2 separate regions of the Mus musculus genome follow, and region 2 is linked to region 1. The links are chromatin loops, found by intact Hi-C in ENCODE. Cell type or tissue: heart. All regions are shown on one strand. Links, peaks and the distances in the headings refer to the core of each region. The heading gives the core; the rest is flanking DNA. Region 1 holds the start of Ube4a (ubiquitination factor E4A). Region 2 holds the start of Atp5l (ATP synthase, H+ transporting, mitochondrial F0 complex, subunit G).

The links. Hi-C counts contacts between places; a loop is a spot of excess contacts. Peaks named below come from ENCODE experiments on the same cell type or tissue, not always from the same donor. Only the 100,000 strongest peaks of a DNase experiment are listed, where the experiment ranks them.
Region 2: a loop joins it to region 1, with 5 times the contacts of the local background. A loop is called at or near these places in 12 of 42 quality-filtered maps.

What each region holds. Positions count from the first base shown.
Region 1 is chr9:44,962,014-44,970,622 of GRCm38, reverse strand. It overlaps Ube4a (ubiquitination factor E4A), which reads left to right and starts at 5,023. Exons shown (of 21, transcript NM_001346698.1): 1 at 5,023-5,138; 2 at 7,191-7,286. It overlaps Cd3g (CD3 antigen, gamma polypeptide), which reads left to right. Exons shown (of 7, transcript NM_009850.2): 7 at 706-1,051. In heart, for the core only: CTCF peaks have their summits at 999 (motif pointing left) and 3,595 (motif pointing right); DNase peaks (open chromatin) are centred at 3,632 and 5,022; H3K4me3 peaks cover 1,996 bases; H3K27ac peaks cover 1,498 bases; H3K27me3 peaks cover 491 bases.
Region 2 is chr9:44,912,396-44,921,149 of GRCm38, reverse strand. Atp5l (ATP synthase, H+ transporting, mitochondrial F0 complex, subunit G) reads left to right here and starts at 408. Exons shown (of 3, transcript NM_013795.5): 1 at 408-540; 2 at 6,339-6,499; 3 at 7,684-7,902. The coding sequence starts at 489. The coding sequence ends at 7,782. Gm30934 (a long non-coding RNA gene) reads right to left here and starts at 423. Exons shown (of 2, transcript XR_379340.4): 1 at 33-423. In heart, for the core only: CTCF peaks have their summits at 2,114 (motif pointing right) and 4,758 (motif pointing left); a DNase peak (open chromatin) is centred at 549; H3K4me3 peaks cover 1,609 bases; H3K27ac peaks cover 741 bases.

The sequences.
Region 1 (8,609 bases), core at 8-8,007:
GGCTCCACATGCTTCCTAGCTGCTGCCAAACCTCTTCTTCCAATAGGGATGAAAAGGGGCAGGGAGTTGACTGTGGAGTCTCTTTTTTAAAGACACTGGTACCAGGACTGACTGTCTCGACCTAAGAATGCACGGGTGCTGTGTGCATCTGTGGGTCCTCTGAGAGCAGGGCCTCAAGCCCACAGATGCTGAGCATTGTTCTTAACTTCATTAAGTTCTCTCAAACATCCACAGATTTTCTTTGTGATGAAGGACTGTCCTGCCCATTATAGCAATGTCCTTGGCCATTATCTACCTGATGGCACTGGTACTCACTCCCCCGCCCCCAGTGTGATAAACAAAAATGTGTTAGACACTACCTAATGTCTAAGGCAGAATGGCCATTAAGAACCAAAGACCGAAACGTAGGTGTGGTGGAACACACCTTTAATTACAGTCCTCTGAAAGCAGAGTTCTGTGAGTTCCTGGCTAGCTTGGTCTAGTAGAAAGTTCCAGTCTCTCCCCACACTCCCCCCTCAAAAAAAAAAGTTCAGGGAGGGAAGGAGAGGGAGAGAGAAAACTAAAACTAAAAACCTTTATTAACTTTTTAATCAACCAATCAGAATTTCTGATTCTGTCAGTTCATCCCAAGTTTCAGTTAGGAAGACAGAATTGAGAACGTTAATGAGCTTTCTGACCAGTTGCAAATTTTCTTTCTCGTTCTAGGTGTCCCCCCTTCTATCCAGCACCCAGAATCAAAACAATGCATTTTGGAGAGAGCCCAGTAGAGAGATTTTCAACCCTACAGGTAGACTGCAAGCAGAGAGGAAGAACTGTCAAAGAAATTTTGGTCTTTTTTTTTTTTTTTTCAAAATAAAATAAAAGCTTGGAGGAGCCAGTGGTATGACTCAGAAGTGGAGCACTTGTCAACCTTGTTTGGGGTTCTCAGCACCCCACCCCCAGACCCCCCAAAAAAATTCAGTGAAGGAAAACAAGCACAGTGTGGTGTTTGCAGAGTGCCCCCTACTGGGAAAATTGTAAATGACAAAATTAAAAGATCAAGTATAACCTACCTCTCTATCCAAATAGACATTTCTTTTTTTAATGTTTGCTGGGTTCTTACGCAGGTCATAATTCAGTGGGCCAGTGCAGCAGTGAGGTGGCACATCAAGAAAAAGTATCTGCCACACAAATGTGACAACCTGAGCCCAATCCCCTGAGAAGCAGAAAAAGAGAACCCACTCCACCATGTTGTTCTCTTACCTCCACATACACTTGAAGAATATGCACACCCCATGCATACGCATCACACACACACTATAGTAATAACAATAAGTAAAAGCATAACAATGATAATAATAACAACAACTACTACTACTCAGTGAATCACATATGCAGTGAAAGGTCTCCTTCCACCGGAGTGTCCAGCCACAGAGTAGCCTTCCCCACAGGCAAGTGAGCTTCTTACATATGTTCTTAGGTGTATACTAAGCATATAAGAAAAGTTCTCAAGTACACTTTATTCTCCTTTCCCCTATGTCTCACACTATGATATAACACTATATATCTTGAATTTTCTCCTAATCCAACCTGAAGATTATGAAGGATAAAGTAGACAAGACCAATTACTGGCTAAGGATTGATTGATTGTAGCATTTTACTTAAAGCACAGTTTGTGCTGCCTGTTTGCCAGGCATGACTTCACTTGCTACCTGGAACAAAATGATGTGGAGACATAGCTGAAACAACAACGCATGTGTGAAGAACTCCCTTTGGAGGGCTGAAGCGATGGCTCAGTGCTTAAGAGCACTGGCTGCTCTTCCAAGAGACCTGGGTTCAATCCCCAGCACCTGTAAAAGTAACTTTTATTCATGTGATGTGATTGTCGTCTCTAAGCCTTACTGCCTCTGTCTGCTATCCTAGGCCTAGTCCTGGAAGCTTCCAGCCTCTGTACAACATGGTGGAGTGGGTTCTCTTTTTCTGTTTCTCAGGGGATTGGGCTCAGGTTGTCACATTTGTGTGGCAGATACTTTTTCTTGATGTGCCACCTCACTGCTGCACTGGCCCACTGAATTATGACCTGCGTAAGAACCCAGCAAACATTAAAACTTAGAATGTTTTGTTTGTTTTGGTTTTTTTGAGACAGGGTTTCTCTGTGTAGCCCTGGCTGTCCTGGCACTCACTTTGTAGACCAGGCTGGCCTGGAACTCAGAAATCTGCCTGCCTCTGCCTCTGCCTCTGCCTCCCAAGTGCTGGGATTAAAGGCGTGCGCCACCACGCAGGGCTCACAGGTTTCATTCTTGACGTTTTATTTTATGGTTTTGGTGTTTGCCAGCATGTATGTGTATCACATGTATGCCTGGTGCTTTATGAGGCCAGAAGGAGTTAGATCTCGAAAAACCAAAAAAAAAAAAAAAAAAAACCAAAAAAAAAAAAAAACCAAAAAAAAAAAAAAACCAAAAAAAAAAAAGAAGCCTGTATGATATATAATTAGCCTATGATAATATTTGCCAATTTTAAGTGATTTCACCTGTTCTCAGCAGTTTTTAGTAATTTGCCCCATCATAATTCAGGTTGAAAACATCACCACCACTGTTTTAATAGTCCTTATGCTGACTCTCAACCCCAAGCAGCCACAAGTCTCTGTCTCTTCAAGTTTTCTTTTTCTTTATTGGGAGAGCTTGATTGCAGAGGCGAAACCCCAAGCCCAGCACTGGTGCTGCTTATATAGGCCTAGGAGAGGCGTGTCTCACACCCGGATTGGTTATGCATTCTACCTCATTTGCATGCCTCACACCTGATTGGTTATACTCTCAGTACCTCACAGAACCTCATTATCATGCCCGGGCCAGGCAGTGTCTTGGCAAAAAACGTTATTGCATATGTACACATTGGTTGTTTACCCAACCGTATGCGTGGTGGCCAGTGGTAGCCAGCGTCACCTTGTAATGGCATATGTGGCTTCCCACAGGTCCTGCTATCTATCTAGCCTTGAACTCCAAGTATATGTGTATTTTGTTTCTTCTTGCTGAAAAGCCATTTCATGGGCAGTCCACTGCTTGTCCATTCCCCAGTCAAAGGACACATGATGGTTTCACTTCTCGGCTATTATAAGCACTGCTGCAATGAGGATTCTTTTGAAATGTTCTATTTTGTTTTTATTTTGGTTTTTTCAAGACTCAGTTTCTCTGTGTAGCCCTAGCTGTCCTGGAACTCTCTCTGTATATGAGGCTGGCCCCAAACTCACAGAGATCCATCTGCCCTGTCTCCAAGGGCTGGAATTAAAGGCTTACACCACCACAGCCCAGCGTGCAAGGCTCTTTATGCAACTATAATTTCATTTCTCTGGAGTAAAGACCTAGGAATGAAGATCATATGGCAAATTCACTTTTAGCTCTTAAAGAAACAGCCAAATTCTTTTCTAAACTAACAGCATCGTTTTACATCCCTACTGACATGACAGCTTTTTGTTTTTATGAATCTTGAATTTTCAACAATATTTGTCACTACTTCAATATAGCCACATTAACATTTATTTTGTATTATTTTTATTTTGTGTATATGGGTGTTAGGGCTGTTGGTCTATCTTTGCACAATGGGCATGCAGAGCCAATGGAGGCCAGAAGAGGGCATTGTATCCCTGAGAGTGGAGTTAGTGATTCTAGCTGCTAGGTGCATGCTGAAATCTGAACCCTGCCTCCTTTGGAAAGTAAGGCGGTGCTCTTAACCGCTGAGTCATCTCTTCAGCTCAGAGCAATGGCTTTTTACACAACACATAATATTAATCTTTGCCCCAACCTCACTTTCTTAATGGTGACTTTTGAAATGCAAAAGTCTTTTTGATAAATTCCATTTTATAGATTTTGTTGCATTTGGGAGGTCATGTCTAAGACAAGATTGTCTCCTGTCTCATTATTTGTAGGTCATTGTTAGGGATTTGGTCTAGCTTTAACAATAAATGTCACTTAGAATATATGTAAAGTATTAGTAACAAATAAGAATAAAAGATATCATTGAAAAATATCTGAACATGTAATTTTATTAAACTAAATCTCACTTCATAGCAGTTATATAGATATACACTATCAAGTACAGCAAAGAAGTGCCTGGTACTCCTATGCATGTATGCTACCAATCTCTTGCTGAGGTATTGAGCTGTGCCAATATAATTTTTTTTAAGGGGTATCTCAGAATAGGGTAGGGTTTTGGTTGGTTGGATGGTTGGTTTGAAGTAACCCTAGGTTAGTCCAAACTCACTGAATAGCAGAGGATGACTTCGGATGCTCAATTCTCCTGTCTCTATGTACCAAGTGCTAGAATTACAGCATGCCCCACGGTGTCCCACTCACTACAGTTTTAATTTTCATTTTCCTTACTAAAACTAAGAACCAAGGCTGGAGAAATGGCTCAGACGACCCAGATTCAATTCCTAGCACCCACATTGCAGCTCACAACTGTCTGTAACTCCATATCCAGGGAATCTGACACCCTCACACAGACATACATACAGGCAAAACACCAATCAATGCTCATAAATATTTTTCAAAATTAAAAACTAAAAATTAACCAGACTTGTAGGCTGTATACTGTTAGCATTGTATAGATAAATCTAAGACCAACCCAAAATAGCGCGCTGCCTGGCACCTAATACCTGCTCAAAACGTCTTATACATTGTCCTTGTTGGTATTGTTACTGCTTCTAAGCCACAACGAGTGAAACGGCTCCAAAAAGCCATAGGACAGAAGGGAGCGTAAAAAGCAAAAAGTCACAGTCTGTGCAGAGCCCGACACCACAATAGTGTATCTGCCCTCAAGAGATGGATTTCCAAGGTCTAGCTTCATATTCCACAAAACTTCAAAGCACGCAGTCATAGCCAACCCTGCCCCGCCCCGCCCTGCTGCCTAGCCCAATCCCAAAGCCACTTCCGGCCCGCCCCCCACCCTCGCTAGCTGCCAGCAAACGTGCGCATGCGCCTCCTCGGTGTTTTCTCTGTCATTAGCGAAGCCCGACACCGCCCTACTTCCGGCGCGGGGTAAAGACCCAACAGGCTCGGCGCTCAGCGATGATGTCAGCTCCGGTTGCCTTGCTGAGTCGGAAGTAAGAACCTTTTGGTCGCTGTAGCTGTGAGGTGTCGTCGTCCCTGCCCTTTCAGGCTCCGGTAAGAGGCAAGGTATAAGAGGACGAGAGTGTTGAGGCTGCGACCCGGTTTTCTCCTAAGCAATTGCCAGTCAAGGCCCCTGCATGCCTGCTGTTCTCAACTGCTTGCCTGACCCGGGTCCGTCTTGAACTTCGACCCTGTCTAATCTGGAAACCCTTACGGTGCTCCGGCGTCCGGTGGCTCTGCACATTCCCTTCTTCTTTGCCAAGTCCCTGCTAGGAAAGGCCCGAGTGTGGGCTGTGGCTGTCTTTTGACTTATTTTATCTAGGACCTGCGCAGGGTGGGTGGGTCTCCCTGCTGCCTATGAATGTTACTGAACCCCAAAGGATAAAATACGAAGAGTGAACGACAGTGCCAGATGCCAAGGAGACAAAATGAAGCTCGACTCATAGCAATCAAACCAGTAGGGTGCGTGTAGCAAGAGGTTGACTTTTAAAGCGAGTGACGGCTTCCCAGCTGTAGCTCTTTGGATTCTGCTCGAGTTTTTCTTGGTCGAGAAAACATTTCTCAGATTGACCATAGAGTCAGACGTTTTGTGTTTAGTATTGTTCCTTTTAGGATTCTTTTTTGTCTCCTAGAGCAAGAATGGGTTAAGTCTCAATGTCATTGACTTTTTTGGTCCCAGAGACATAAAATGGGGCCCAAGATGAAATGCCAGGGTTTGTTAGAGACGGTTTTGTTTGTTGTGTTGTGTTCTTTTTTTGTTTTCGGACGTGTATGTGCTTCACTTGATGAGATCCTAGCTTGCAGATAAACGTATTGCAAGGATTTTTGTTACGACACCTAATGTAACACTGAAGGTATTTCCAGGTAGACATGTTACTTTGGGAACATTTTTAAATTCCAAAATAGAGACTTTATGGAGTACAATTTAATACAGTGTAATTTGGGCTTGGGGTAGGGAGTTGCTGGGGTTATAAACTAAGCCCTGGTGCATACTAAGTGCTCTAGAACAGAGCTACACCCAACCCCACCTTAGCCATAGAACTTGGCTATAGCAATCTGTTTTTCAGTGTTACCAATAGTTCTACTTTAAAACTGGATTGGACATGATCTTAAAATATCTGTATGCTCTCAGGAGCCAGTAGTGGCCTTAAAGGATTAGCAGCACTCTATATAAGTAGAAGCTTGAGTCAGGAGAAAATGAGAGAATTGTATGGGTCCAATGGTTGACACTTCCTAGAGATGTAGACTTTTGCAGCAGGTATGTAAAGTGAAGTTACTTACTAAAAATGAATCAAATCCAAAAGCCTTGGGGGGGCTGGTAGTTGTGCCATCCCAAAAGCTATCAAGAAAGTGGATGTGTTTCTGTGTGGCAACTGAAAACAAGGAATTTGGGTTTATTATTACTATTACTGTTTCTTTTTAAAGATAATTTTTTTAGTTTTGCTTATGTCTCCATATGTGTTTCTGTATATATGCATGCCATATGTGTGCAGCTGCCCACAAAAGTAAAGGGTATTGGATCCCCAAGAGCTGTAGTTACAGAAAGTTGTAAGCTGCCCGACATGGGTGCTAGAAACTAAACTGTGGTCCTCTAAAAGAACAGCAAGTACTCTTAACCACTGAGCCATTTCTCTTTCTTTCTCTCTCTCTCTCTCTCCCTACCTTCCTTCTCTTCCTCTCTCTCTTAATCTCTTTGTTTCTTCCCCTCTCTCACTTTCTTTCTTTCCTATTAAAGAATCTATTTTTTTATGGATGTGTACCTGTAAGAGTGTGTGGATGCCCACAGAGAGCAGGAGTTGTCAGGTCCCTGGAGTTGGAGTTGCAGGCATTTGTGAGCTGCCCTGTTTCAGGTACTGGGATCCAGACTCTGGTACTCTGGTAGAGTCATTTCTTCAACCTCTTACTTATTTATTTCTGAGTCAGGGTCTCACTGTGTAGCTCAGGCTGGCCTTGACATCAAGATCCTCCTGTTTTCACTTCCCAAGTGCAAGGATTACAGGTATGCACTACTCTACTCAAGCTGGGAAACTTAAAATAGGTAGAGTAAGTATTAAGCCAAACCAGGTATCGAGGGTCCATTTCACCAGACCTTTCTTTTCTTCCTAGGTACTTTTATTTTCATGTGTAAGCTCAATGACTAAGTCTAACCTGGATCTCCACCGAGGTTCTCAACAGGTGATCTGTGGGCCCTCATTTTTTCCTGTAAGTTGTCACATGATTTAGCCTTGCTTCTAAAGAAGGAAATTCTCTATACCTATTTTAAGTAGATACGAGAACGATGACTTCAGTGGGGTAGGCAAAACCTTGTTTTGTTTGTAACATTCTTTCTAGTCTTCTTTCTGTTGTCATTATAAACCATTCTGACCAAAAGCAACTCAAAGGAGGAAAAGAATTATTTGTGCACTTGCAAGTCACATCCCATCACTGAGGCGAGTCAGGGCAAGAATTCAAGCAAGACCTTGAAGTACAACCTATGGAGGAATGTTGCTTGCTGGCTGATGCTTTGCTTGCTTGCTTTTTTTTTTTTTTAAGATTTATTTACTTATTTTATATATCTAAGTACATTGTCACTGTCTTCAGACACCAGAAGGTTGTGAGCCACCTTGTGGTTGCTGGGAATTGAACTCAGGACCTCTGGAAGAACACAGTCAGTGCTCTTAACCAGTGAGCCATCTCTCCAGCCCCATTAGCTAGCCAGTCAAGACAATTCCCCCAAAGAAATGTCTGATCTGGGCAATCTCAAACCAGGCTTTCCCCTAAGATGACTCTAGGCTATGTCAAGTTGACAGTTAAAGCTGACTAGGGCAGCATTTGAGGTGATAGCAGGCTTATTTTCATTCTCTGTTCTACATATGCATAGGTACTGAAGCGCCACAGTGTCTGGCCTGGGAGCTTGGCCTGTTGCTGCATCTCCAGATGTAATAAGTCTGTGCCTTGAAGTAGATCTCGAGGAATGGTGTGGTGTGGCTACGTGCAGCTCAGGAGTAATCACTTGGAAGACTGAGACTGCCCGTGAACATTTGCTTAAGCGTTGTGGTTTGGAGGATAGTTTCAGAATCAGATATGAACTTGTACTTGAGGGTCCTAGAGGCTAGCACAGTTGATCTGCCAGGAGTGCTCTGTGGAAGTTTTAAAATTCCATTATAAGCAGGGAAAAGATGTAATAGAAAGTTAGCTTGTGTATATAATGGAAGAGAATAGAATTAAAAAGGAAGTGATGCCATTTGTGGTGCTAAGCCCTCTCTCCTGATAGTTTTGAGAATATGTCCTGTTCTTCCTGCTTTCAGCTTTCTTTTTATATATATGCTGCAGATCATTGTCTCCTATCTAATGAGCTGGATCATTCAGTTGTATTTTTTTAAATATAAAATAACTCAAGCCAGGCATTGCGATACATGCCTGTAATCTTAGCACTTGGAGACTGAGGCAGAAGAATCACTGTACATTCAAGGATAGCCTGGGCTACACAGTGAGGCTCGACTTTTTAATTAAAAAAATAAAATAAAATAAAAAGGCCTGGAGATG
Region 2 (8,754 bases), core at 477-8,476, 50 kb after region 1:
TGGCCCCTTAAAGCTCCTATTTGACCTCAGACCTGCTATGCCTTTAAAGCGAACGTATAGGCCCACAAGCATCTTATGAAGCCCTCCAGCCTCGTTTTCCATGTTTTCTGAAAAGCTATAAAACTGCCGCAAGCTAATGTGGCGATCAAGCCAAGAAAACCAATAACGCATGCGCATTTCCCCCACTTCACCGATCTTCCGGACCAACATGAATAGCTGTCCCAAGTAATGCCTGCTCCCTGAGGAATCTCAGGATTCTTCACGTGTTATCGCGCCTCATTTTTTTTTATATCTAGGTTTTTACTTGGAGTGAACAAAGTAAACTGACTAATGAGATGCCACAAACAGGGAATCAATACCTATATGTTTTGAACAGGCACAGAGAGGGGCAGCCTGACCTTGGAAATGGGGAAGGGGTCCTGCCGCGGGTCCTTCCGGGGGTGACATTCAGCCGGCGGTTCGGGGAGACGTACCTTCCACCTTAGACCATGGCCAAGTTCATCCGTAACTTCGCGGAGAAGGCACCGTCGATGGTAGCCGGTGAGCGCAGCCCGGGAGAGGCTCGCGAGGGGAGGGATTGTGCTGCGGCACCAAGGGGCCGTGGGCGTCGGGAGGGCTTCCAGGAGGCCACTGTAAGGCCGCAGCCTCGCCTGGCCTGCCCGCGGCTGCTTAGAGCTCACAAGCTGCAGGGTCCTAGCTCGGCCGGGGAGCGAGTGGGTCGTGTAACTCTGCCCGGCCTCACTCCGCCGCGAACGCCGTGATGCCCCCTTACCGTGCCGGGAGAGTTGGGAAGGGAGGTCGGTAACAGGGGAGAGAGAGGTCACACATCAGACCTCATAGCTGGTCTGCGTCTCAGCGAAGTATTTGAAAGCCATCAGAAATTTTAAAGACGGGTGAGAGATCTTTGAAAGTTATGTTTGCTTACCATCCTGGTTAGAGCCTAGAGAATTCTGCGTCCGATGAAGGGAATTTGGAACGTAGGGGTGAATATCCCCTCCCCAGTCAGCACAGAAAGCGACGCCTGTCAGCAGTCGTCTTCAGAACCTTGGCTTGGCATTCGTGAGGTTGTTTTGTTTGAAAATTCTGATAGACCGCGGTCTCTCAGATAAACACTGAGTAGTTATAAGCCTGAGCAGTATGTTCAATCGATACAGTTCTCTTCTGAGTAGAAAATTACTGTATTTTTGAAGCAGGAGATTAAGTTTACAATTTCTTCTTTTCTGTATTGTATTAAGTGGTTGAAGGTCCTATTTCCAAATGTTCAAATTTGGTTATGAAATGTGAATTGAAGGTGGATTTTTTTTCAAAGATTTATTTATTTTACTTATGTGAGTACACTAGCTGTTTTCAGACACACCAGAGAAGGCCATTGGATCCCATTACAGATGGTTGTGAGTCACCATGTGGTTGCTGGGAATTGAACTCAGCACCTCTGGAAGAGCAGCCAGTGCTCTTATCCGCTGAGCCATCTCTCCAGCCCTCTGAGGTGGAATTTTAAAAACTTGTAATTTTGAGCTTTCCAACCTGTTTGCATATTTAGTAATTCTTTTTTTTCTCCCCTTCATCACCAGCTAGTGAGCTATTTAAACCCTTAAAGTGCCAGCCAGAGTCTATAAATACTGGATTCCTTCCTATGGAACCTGAGGCTGCCAATAGCTGTTTTCCAAAGAATTTCCTTAGTAAAAAATCATTAGGTGATCTGAAGCAACGTACTACAATTTTTACACCAATACAACCAAAAGGCTTTGACGTTTGGACTTTGATGGTTTGAGGTGCTATTTTTAATATTTCGTAGAGAGTATTTTTCCGGCCGTATGACTTTTGCATCTTTTAGGTAGCTTGTATTCAGAAATTTAAAACTGATTTTATTGATGAAATCCAAAATGAAAGACATTATCAAGGTAAACTTTGGTCAAGAAACAACATAAAACCTTTCCACTGTTGTAACTGTAAGATAACTTGTTCTGCCAGAAGTACTGAGACCTGAGGGCTCTGAGGGAACAGAAGGTTACGTAGACTGTGCTCTGCAGCATAGGCTGGGGCTTTTTTTTTTTTAAGATTTATTTATTTATGTATGTGAGTACACTATAGCTGTCTCCAGACACACCAGAAGAGGGCGTCAGATCCTATTACGGATGGTTGTGAGCCACCATGTGATTGCTGGGGATTGAACTCAGGACCTTTGGAAGAGCAGCCATCTCTCCAGCCCAGGCTGGTGTATTAAGTGTGAATGTTAAAGTATTTGATACTGACTACTGACTAGATCTTTCAGTTCCCTAGGGCATGTAGCTAGAGAAAGAAGTCAGTAATTATTATCATAGTTCCCCCAGAAAGGTGAAAGTCTATTTTTTTGTTTTGTTTTTCTTTTCCCTTAACTAAGCTATAAATTTTACTTATGTTTCACCCGCTTTTCCATTCATATATTTTGAGTCTACAAATATAGGATATTACCTTAGAACTAGTTTCTTGTGTCTGCAATCTCCCCTTTCTTATATCTGATCTCTACTTTCATGATTTGGCCACTTGGAGGTGTCTGCCTGGATATTTTGAAGAATGTTCTCCAAACTGGTTATCTTGGGTTTCTCTAATGATTAGCCTGGAATTAGGGATTTTAAGAACAAGAACCACAGGGGCTGGAGAGATGGCTCAGTGGTTAAGAGCACTGACTGCTCTTCCAGAGGTCCTGAGTTCAATTCCCAGCAGTGACATAGTGGCTCACAGCCATCTATAATGGGATCCGATGTGTATTCATAGAAAATAAATCAATCTTTAAAAGAAAACAAAAAAAAGAACAAGAACCGCCAGGCGCACGCCTCTAATCCCAGCACTGGGGAGGCAGAGGCAGGCAGATTTCCGAGTTCGAGGCCAGCCTGGTCTACAGAGTGAGTTCCAGGACAGCCAGGGCTACACAGAGAAACCCTGTCTCAGAAAAAAAAAAAAAAAAAGAAAAGAAAAGAAAAGGAAAAAAAGAGCAAGAACCACAGAGACAGATCACCCTGATGACATATTAAGAGATCTGTGGTATTCATGCCATCTATTGAGCTGACAAGGTCTTCCACTATAAAACTACTGCTTGCACTTTCTGCACTTGTTTTTATTTTTTGGAGGTGTCATACATTTGTGTAACAACTTTTATAATCATTTTCATGTGCACACCTCCCTCTCCTGGAATTCTCAGCAAATCCACCTCTTACCTCTATCCCCCACCCCTCAGAAAAGATCATTATAGCGACATACTGGTAGTGACCAGCCTTATGTGTCTACACCCATTCTTTACAAGCAAGTTACCAGAGCAGGAGGGGTGAGTCCATTTTCTACATATAGTAAGTGGAATTTTGTGAGGAAGATCTATCTTACTCAATTTCTCTCTTTCTCTCTCCCTCTCTCCTGTTATTTTAATTGTATATTGCACTGGCTCTTTTACATTCACTTCATACTTCTTGTATCTAATTCTATGTCGTTTACTGCTGAGATTGTGCCCACCTTGGCAGTCTGTAGATCTTTTACGTTGGTACCTCTGCCCTTTTGGCATGCCTTCTTAGTTTTTGGTTCTACATCATAAGTCATCTTTTTATCTTTTTTCTTTGCCCAGCCTTACTTAGCCTTGACCATTTCTCCAAGGAGCCTTGGTACCTTTTATTAAACAATGGAATTCACAAATTACCGTCTAGGATCTGGGTTTGTTCCTTGCTGCTAGAGTCCATTTCAAAGTCCTCTCAGTGGACAGGTGTCTGAATTTAGTTTCATTTGCTATGATAAAACACCATGACTGGGCTGGAGAGATGGCTTAGCAGTTAGGAGCACTGACTGCTCTTCCAGAGGTCCTGAGTTCAATTCCCAGCAACCACACGGTGGCTCACAAATGGGATCCTATGCCTTCTGGTGTGTCTGAGGACAGTGATGGTGTACCCACATATATAAGATAAAGTCTTAAAACAAAAACAACAACAAAACCCACCATGACCAGAGGCAGTGTCGTGGGGAGGAGTAGCATCACCCTGAGTGAGTTGCATCCTCTCGCATCAGTCACCAAGGAAGAAAATGCACCACAGCCAAACTAATAGGGGTATTTTCTCAATTCAGGTTCCTTTTTTGGTTTTTTGGTTTTGTGTGTGTGTGGTTTTTGTTTTTGTTTTGTTTTGTTTTGTTTTGTTTTTTGAAAGAGAATTTCTCTGTGTAGCATTGGCTGTCCTGGAATCACTCTGTAGACCAGGCTGGCCTTGAACTCAGAGATATGCCTGCCTGTCTCTGCCTCCTGGGCACTGGGATTAAAGATGAGCACCACCACTACCCAACCAGTTGAGTAAGGGTCCTTCTTACCAAATGACTCTAGCTTTCATTAAGTTGACACAAAACTAGCGAGCACAGCAGGTATTCAGACATATATCTATAATTTTTTTTAAAGATTTATTTATTTATTACATGTAAGTACACTGTAGCTGTCTTCAGACACTCCAGAAGAGGGAGTCAGATCTCGTTATGGATGGTTTTGAGCCACCATGTGGTTGCTGGGATTTGAACTCCAGACCTTTGGAAGAGCAGTCGGGTGCTCTTACCCACTGAGCCATCTCACCAGCCCATATATCTATAATTGCATGTTAGTCTATACATATAAATACTTGTTTCTAGGGCTGAAGAGATGGATCAGTAGTTAAGAACTCTTGCTTAGGAACTAAATAAATTCAGTTCTCTGCATGAGTGTGGTGGCTCACCACCACAGTTCAAGTTCCAGAGGATCTGGTGCCCTCTTCTGACTGCTCTGAGCACTACACACATACAGTGCATCCGACACAAAAGACAAGAAATCTCTGTGGGTTTGTTTAAGATTTATTTTATGTATGTGAGTACACTCTTTCTGTTTTCAGACACACTAGAAAAGGGCATCCAATCCCATTACAGATGGTTGTGAGCCATCATGTGGTTGCTGGGAATTGAACTCAAAAAGACTTTTTCAGAGCAGTCAGACCTCCTTTTTTTTCCCTATAAATATTTTATTTATTTGTGTTTAGAAGTTGCAGTTTTAGTACTATTAACAGAAAATACATAACAAAGGCTTCCTAAAAGTGAAAAAAATTATAAATGTTGGAAAAGTTGGCCTCATTAACATATTTGCAGACTTTTACTTAATACACACTCCTTTGGAACTCACTTATGACATTTTTACAGGCTTTATCACCCGAGTCTCTGAGTAGTGAGCACTTCAGCTCTTTACAGTCTCCCCGAGACTGTAAATAAATAAGCCAAATGGTGGCAGCAGAGACAGGTAGATCTCTGTGAATTTAAGGCCAGCCTTGTCTACAGAATGAGTTCCAGGATGGACAGGGTTGCTGAGAAACCTGCTTAGAAGAAAAAATGAATGAATGCATGCATGATTGTTTTTGTGCCCCCACTATATACATACATATAATTCTAAAATCCAGCAGCATCAGATTCCTGCCCCCTCACCATACATCTCTGTTTCTATATTCGTTTCTGTCTCTGTCTGCTATACCTTCAGTCCAAGATCTTGCACATGTACTACCACTGAGCCACATCCCCAGACCCTGTGTTGAATTTGTTACTATATCATCTGCTAAATTCATTGATTTAAAATAGTGACTACATCAAAGAATTTCAGTTTAAAAGCAATTCTTAAACTCACAGCCTCTGTCCTCAGCACTGGAGTTAAATAAAAGGCATGAGCCACCATTACCCAGTGCAGAATCTGATTTTAATTGTTCTTAACACTACATGTAAATTTTATTTGTATTGAGTGCACTGTTTGAAAGGTGAGCAGCTGTACTCTGGTAAGAGAGATTTAAGCCAGCACATATTGCTAAGGATACAAAAAAACGAATGGATACTAATTGGTGTAATTCCATCTGGACTTGTGGCCAATACTGTGATGAGCCTCGATCTTATTGTTAGAAGAATGCTATTCTACACAGCTTCTTCCCCTTCTGGACCCCTTCTCTTCAAAATCTGCTGTTTCTACAAAGAACAATACGCTTTTGTCTTTGTTTGCAAATCTAGCTACGAGTAACTTTACATTTAATTAGATTTGCCATTCAAAGGTGAATAACAGTACTAGCTGGCCACTAGTGAGTCCTGACATAATTAACAGCTTAGAGCTTCCTGCCTGGCTGAGTGTCCCTGTGACACAGGTGTTCTGCATCTTTAAAAGCTTCTTGTTACCAGGGAGCAGCAGCTCTGACTTTCACACTGGGTGCACATTCAGTCCAAACAGTGAGTGGATGTGATACATGAATAAATATTTGTGTCCAGCCCACACATCTGCTTCTTTCCATCTCCAGTGAGTTCATCCTGGGGTTTCTGTTTTGTTTTGTTTTGTTTTCCAGCTGCCGTGACTTACTCGAAGCCTCGATTGGCCACATTTTGGCACTACGCCAAGGTTGAGCTGGTTCCCCCAACCCCTGCTGAAATCCCTACAGCTATTCAGAGTGTGAAAAAAATCATTCAAAGTGCTAAAACTGGTAGCTTCAAACACCTTACAGTTAAGGTAACTACGTGCTAAATGAAAAAGTATGTTTGTGATTGAAAAAATATCTTCCCTGGGAATATTTCCAGTTCTTTTGATTAATATATATATTTTCCAATAAGGCAAAGTCCAACATAATGAGAGCTTATCTTTTTTTGACTACCAAGAAAAAATTTTCTTCTCTCATTTTGTCATCTGGATAGAAGTGATCCAGCTGTTGTTTGTCTTGGTCTAGTTGTGATTGTAGAGCAAAAAGGTGAGTGTCCTGAGAGCTGGGAACCTCACTCTCCTTCCTGATGTCAGCAAGTATCTTATAATATGACACAGTTTTCCAGCTTTGTTTTCTTTTTAGTACTAGAATTAGCTCCATTTCAGATAATGACAACTAGAGTTATTAGGCAGAGCAAAAATACCAAAATCTGGGTTTTCAGATTGCATGTAGATTAAATACCACGAGTTGAAACTTAACTTTTAAGTACACCCGATATCTAGTAACTGCTGTGGCCAGAGCCTTTGCCTGGGGAAGGGTGGCAGTCAGGAGACGTCATTAGCCTCTGGTCTACCTGAAGGAGGAAAATGACTTCCAAAAATGCTATTATTGCTAGTAGTAAAAAGGTCCAGTTTGTTTATAGAAGGATTTTTTTTCCTAACTAGAGTTTGTAATTCTGAGTTTGTGATTACATGAAACAGTGCTTCCTAGAACCATGTGTGGTTTGCTTTTGTTTTTCTTGTTGGTCAAGAATATAAAACGGATACTGAATATTTGGAAAAAATTAAACTAAATGATGGTGAAAGAGGGAAGAAGACAGAGCCCTTCATCTTAGACAGAAGTATCTGTTCAGAGAGAAGCCTTCCTATGAATGCCCCATCTAATGTGTGAGCCACTTCCAGGATGTGGGGTGTTTTAGGACCCATAAAGTATCTCATAAATAATAATGAAAGGGTTAAGTCAGTTCAGAAAGACCTTTAAAAAGCTCTTTGAAACAGTTTATAAGCTCAGGTCCGTTTGCCTCACAAAATTGAAAGTTCAAGGCTCTCAAGTTGAACATTGAATATCAGTAATTCCTAGCTTGGGCTAAAATTGTTCTGTAGTTTTCAATGGCCTCCGTACATTCTCTGAGAGAGAACAGTTTTAAATATGTGTTGGGTTTTTTGATTGTTCATTTTTTAAAGTACCTTAAAGTTTCTGCTTTTTTCTTTTCCAGGAAGCTGTGCTGAATGGTTTGGTGGCCACTGAGGTGTGGATGTGGTTTTATATCGGAGAGATCATAGGCAAACGTGGCATTGTTGGCTATGATGTTTGAAGACCAATCTTTAACTTCTGATTTGAGTTCTTATTTGAATGTTCTTGGACCATGTGTAACAGGACTGCTATCTGAATAAAATACTAGGTGTTGAAAACACTGCTGTGTTTTCTCTGTCAAGTACTGCAGTCATAGTATTTCCTGAGAGTAAGTTGAGTTGTCTTTGGCTTTGTTACATTGAAACAGGTTTAAGTGTGTGTCTGTTTAACCTGCAGTTAGGAAAAACAGATGTGAATATATCAACCTGGACATAAATACATGATGATTAAAATTGTAATTCAGAGGTTTAAATTCAAATCCAGGCAGTGGTAGTGGCACACACCTTTAATCCCAGCACTCAGGAAGCAGAGGCAGGTAATATCTGAGTTTGAGGCCAGCCTGGTCAACAGAGCAAGTTCAGGACAGCCAGGGCTACACAGAGAAACTTTTGTCTCCTCCACCCACAAAACAAAACAAACAAAAACAAAAACAAAATACGTCTGTAAGCCTAGAGGTTGGGAGGTAGAGTTGGAAGGCTCACTACATTTAAAGCTGACTTGATCTATCCACACAGTTTCAGGTCAGAAATGGTTTTACAATGGAAATACAAACTCTTATCTCTAAAAAAGAGAGAGAGGCCAAAACTGTAAACAGGTGTAGTGCATATACCCAGCAACAGAAAAGGCTGATAGAAGATCACTTGAGTCAAGGAGTTCAAGACCAGCCTGAATGTATAATGAATGGGACTTTGTCTCAAAAGGAAATATGGGGGAGGGGCAGGAGTTTAAGGCCAACTTGGGCTATGAGAGACCTTGTCTCATACACAGAAATTACAAAAAAAAAAAAAAAAGATGGATTATTTTTCAGCAGTTGTGTAAAAATGTTGATGGTACTTCTCAAATTGAATATTTGCATCCTCAAGAATGAAAGAGGTAGCATTCTTAGATACATGATTATAACATCTTTGACAGTAGAGCAGGGTAAAAGAGCCAT